2 separate regions of the Homo sapiens genome follow, and region 1 is linked to region 2. Evidence: chromatin loops called from intact Hi-C (ENCODE). Cell type or tissue: ascending aorta. All regions are shown on one strand. Region 1 overlaps CHCHD3 (coiled-coil-helix-coiled-coil-helix domain containing 3). Region 2 overlaps CHCHD3 (coiled-coil-helix-coiled-coil-helix domain containing 3).

Evidence for each region. A loop is a pair of places that touch in the nucleus more often than their neighbours do. Peaks named below come from ENCODE experiments on the same cell type or tissue, not always from the same donor. Only the 100,000 strongest peaks of a DNase experiment are listed, where the experiment ranks them.
Region 1: it touches region 2 in a loop (4-fold over the local background); 2 of 110 quality-filtered maps call a loop at or near these places.

What each region holds. Positions count from the first base shown.
Region 1 is chr7:133,049,735-133,052,234 of GRCh38, forward strand. All of the region lies in intron 2 of CHCHD3 (coiled-coil-helix-coiled-coil-helix domain containing 3), which reads right to left. Among named protein-coding and RNA genes, the nearest start is that of MIR3654, 16 kb to the left of the region's middle. In ascending aorta, a CTCF peak has its summit at 1,489; no DNase peak of the experiment used is centred here; H3K27ac peaks cover 450 bases.
Region 2 is chr7:132,996,362-132,998,861 of GRCh38, forward strand. All of the region lies in intron 3 of CHCHD3 (coiled-coil-helix-coiled-coil-helix domain containing 3), which reads right to left. Among named protein-coding and RNA genes, the nearest start is that of MIR3654, 37 kb to the right of the region's middle. In ascending aorta, no CTCF peak of the experiment used is centred here; no DNase peak of the experiment used is centred here.

The sequences.
Region 1 (2,500 bases), 53 kb after region 2:
GTAACTGTACATTAATACAATTAGAGAATAATAGTGTCTGAACATGAAACAATTTCTTTACTTGTGGTGTTTAACCATTTAGAATAAAGAAAATACTCCATAATCCACACTTCCACTGTGAACCTCTGAACAATGACTCCTTGGTCAAAGTCCTTTTTACAGCTAGTGCACTGCTGCTACATGCCATTGCTTCTAAGGTACACATTTATTCGTCTCTGATACCGACGGTATCTTCCTGTCACTGTGGGCCAGGTGGTAGTCATAACATAGTTCATGACATTATCTATGTGAGATCAAGAAGGCAGTAGCATCAAAACATGCAGAATGAAGGGCCAGGCGTGGTGGCTCATGCCTGTAATCCCAGCACTTTGGGAGGCTGAGGCGGGAGGATCACTTAAGGCCAGGAGTTCGAGATCAGCCTGGCCAACATGGTGAAACCCTGTCTCTACTAAAAATACAAAAAATTAGTGTGGTGCTGCATGTCTGTAATCCCAGCTACTCAGGAGACTGAGGCACAAGAATTGCTTGAACCCGAAAGGTGGAGGTTGCAGTGAGCCAAGATCTTGCCACTGTACCTAAGCTGAGTAACAGAGGAGGCTGTGTCTTAAAAAAAAAAAAAAAAAAAAAAAAAAAAAAAAAAATGCAGAATGAGAGTCAGCAGCTTGGAAGAAAATTCCAGGATAGACAGTAGAGCACACTTTTTAACAACTGCTACATTACTACCACTCTTAATGGCACACAGGGTGACAGTATAGGAAAAAACACTCACATGGACAACATGGAGGCAGAAAATGATTCAGAAGACTTGGGCTCTGAATGTAAGCTTCAAGAATATTGCTACCAATTCATTTCACTTAAATTTTCCTTTTTATTTATGAACATAGATAGAACAACTCCAATAAACATAAAATGAATATTCTAATGGATAGGAAAGCACTTTATCACAGCTTAACTGTCAAGGTTATTTCTTAGTGGAACATAAAATCTTAAAAATATGCCAGGCGCAGTGGCTCATGACTTTAGTAATCCCAGTACTTTGGGAGGATGAGGGAGATAGACCACTTGAGGTCAGGAGTTTGACACCAGCCTGACCGACATGGCAAAGCCCTGTCTCTGCTAAAAATACAAAAAATTAGCCAGGCGTGGTGGAACGTGCCTGTAATCCCAGCTACTCAGGAGGCTGAGGCACCAGAATCACTTGAACCCAGGAGGCAGAGACTGCAGTGAGCTGAGATTGAACCACTGCTCTCCAGGCTGGGTGACAGAGCAAGACTCCATCTCAAAAAATAAAATAAAATCTTATAATTACTGGCATCTTAAATGCAATAAAACACAATATTTCAAGCACAGAGAATACTGCTCAATGTTCTTGAAGAGTTCCTTCAGAAAAAGACCACAGCCAAGCCAGAAAGCATAACAACAATTACACCTGCTAGCTTTAAACTTCTCCAAACACTGACAAGGTTCTTGTAAGCCAGTGGGGGCACTGCAACATTCAAGCAGCCACTTCTTGAGGCTGCATTTCAAAAGGCAGGATCTCTATCTCCATTATAACATGTTTCTGCCTCATAACAGGGCAAGCAAACAGCGCGGGGAGATAGCATGACACACACACCCTTCCAAACCAAAACACAGCTGCTCTGTTAAATTTAGACCTACCAACCTTGACAGTACCCTTTTAACTACTATTTTTTCCCTAATTCTCTGGGGTGCTTTTTTTAAACCTAGAAGCTGCCAACAGCATTTTTCTACTAGCCAAGTTATTCTAAGCATCATATCCAAATAATGCAACATAAATAAATTCTTCTAAAGCAATAGATTTGTTTAAACGTATACTCTTGCACCTTGATCATTTTTATTTTTTTCTAATTTTTAAATTTTATATATTAGTTCTAGGCATACACACATATGTATATGTATGAATGAACATTTAGAGATAAAATTGCATTTCAGGCTGCTTGAGGATAACCTCAAAAAAAGACAATTCTCATTTATAAATGTTCACAGACATATACAAATAAGCTCATAATTATAACTATATGTAGCTATATAACTATAGCTGCAAATCTAATCATTCGTTCAAAAAAATGTTTTGTCCAAGTATAATCGCAGTGTTAGGAAACAAAGACGAATGAAAATGGTTCTTATCTAAAAAGCTCAGAATCTATCAAGGGAATCTTAGAGATAACAGTCCATTCCACCATCTGACAGATAAGAACACTAAGGCCCAGAGAAATAAAGAAACATACCCAAGGTAAAACAGCCAGTTGGTTATAAGGTTGAGATAGAAGTATTTCTAGTCAGCAATCCAATACCATGCCAATTTAGTCTCTACTGATTCTACAATGTTCTAGGCATTAGGTTAGCCCTGAGTTAAGTATTATTCCAATGTTATAAAGAGCCCCATGGTGACTCAGGGCTGGCTGGTCCCAAAACCTGAGCCCCCTCATTGTATCAATTGCCTCTGTGCTAACCATTCTGCAGCTACAGACCTTCACAG
Region 2 (2,500 bases):
CCACTCTTTGTTTTTCCCCATTCACAGAGTCCTGAGCTTCAAAAATAGTGCTAAAAAGTTATCCCAAAGTTACAAATATGCATGTAAAATTACATTCCGTGAAGAAGCATAAAACAAAATAGTCCAATTGACTGACTATGAAATACTGTGTGTAAGATTATATCATACAAAAATGAAAAGAGGTTTATGTTAGGTCTCTTTCCCTTCAGAGTTGCTAAAATTGAGAAGGTAATAAACTAATGTCGGCGTTGCTTTGTAAAGGTATCAGTGCCTATGCAGTCCCCCAAATTGAATCGTTACAGAATTGGCAATCCTTCCAAGCCCTGTCGCTAATCAGCAACCTAATGTGGAAGAGATAAGCAAAGGGAAGAGGCAGCGGTGCGATGCTGAGGGAGTGTGCTCACCAGGCTTTCGAAACGGACCATTTACTACAGAGCAGCCTTTCAAGAAGAAAAACACCGTGGGGTGGGACGCAAAGCAAGGGGAAGGGACTGCAAGATTAACTATCGTTAAAAACATCTTCGGCATACTGCCTACATGCTACACAAATGTTTCATAAAGTCAAAACTTCAAAACGGCTAGGTAAACAGCATCTACTTATACAAATAAAACTATATTTCCACGATGTTAACAACCATTTCTAAATTCCAGCTACATTCTAAGCCCGAGGAACTGAGGCTTTTTAATTATGCAATATTAGTCATTGACATAGTGCTCAAATCCCACGCAGCATGAACCATGTTAGCTAAACTAACAAAATGAATAATTTAACTCTCTGCCAGCAGGAATTCACTATGCCACCTTCATTATTTACTTCACAATATCCATTTCTATCATTTTTGAAAGAACGGCTGTAGGTGTTCAAGATGAGCCCACTGGCTGCCTATATAGTTTTTGATCCACATATCACAGGAAGATTAATCTGTCCTCCATTCCAAAAAAATCTATGTAATCAAGGATGTTTTAAAATCAAACTACCTCCCCCTCATTAAGTTCTAATCCATTGTGTCAATGATAGCTCAAGTAAAATATAATCAGTATTTCACCTACTTCAGATAAAGCTCATAAGCTATATTACTGTCACTGTACCAAAAAAAAGTATGCTATCACCTCATCAGTTGTGAATTTTTACACTTTCTACTATTTGAATTTGCTATTTCAATTTTTTGTTACCACACCAGAAAAAGATTCTTTTCTTTTCTTTTTAAGAAAGAACAATTTTAGACACAAAAAATGCTTCTACCATTTTCCTGCATAGGAAGAATTTTATGGCTTCTCACTGTAACTAACAGGGTTGTAAAAAAAAAAAAAAAAAAAAAAAAAAAAACAGCAAGAGACCAAATGTGTTCACAGCAATCCAGAACAAATTTTGTCAGAGACCAATGCTTGAACTCATCACTCTCTTACACTCTGCGAATATCAAAAGTTTCCCAGTTACTCTATGGTTCACAGGAGGTCTAAGTTCAATTCTGTGGAGATGATGGCTATCATGGAGATCTGAAAAATGGTCCCTGCATCCAATACTGTCATTTTATATGCAGCTAGAATGGTATCAACTCATATTCAACTCCCGGTTAAAATAATTTTAAAAATAAATAAATACTGTCAAGGAAGAAAAATTTCAGGGATAACTATAAATTTCATTAAGATGTATAGCAGATGTTACACAGAAGATGAATATTCATTATATCTGGCTTCCTCTGCAATCCATTTTATCTTTACGGTAATTTCCAAATATCCCAACACAAAATGCTTCCTATACAAAAATTCAACTATAACACGTATGTGATGCAGTCTGTCATTTTTTGCTTAGTTCAACATGACTTAAGTTTGTTAATGTACTTTGACAGAGTTGCATAACATCCTAAAATGTTTTGAACAATGCAGTTTAGGCTGCAATGAAATATTTATGAATGAATAATGTTCCTGAATATAAGTTTTAATATTTAATGATTCCGAGTGCTGCCTGGATTTGATGCAGAAGAAAAATGTGGTTTGGAATGACTGCACTTATCAAGGGACCTGAGAAAAAGACTGCGGACGCCAGGCAAACCTTTAACCTAAACTTGGAACTGGGGTCTCAGGTGTGAAATTGATGCTTCACCAACTGAATTTCGAGTGCTTATCAGTATTCACAGGATCACACCACTTATCAAATGTCATTCATCAGAAATTTTAGAATTACTAGAAGCTCACATGTTTTGCCAAAGGTGGAAAAAATAATAATAAGGTTAGTGCAAAAAATAACAATGGGTAGTCTAGCTTCAAGTGCATTTAGGAATCAACTCTGCCAGTTACATCAACATGTCATTTTGATTACTCCTGTTTTTAAAAATGCATGAAACTGTAATAAAGTAGCAAGTTCAGATCAAATAATGACTTGTCTCCACATCTTCTACTAAGGGAAGTACCTAATCTAAAATATCACACAGCAAAGTTGGTCAATGAGTCAATTTAATCAAATCAATGGGTAATCTGCACAGATTATTGGATTTGTCTC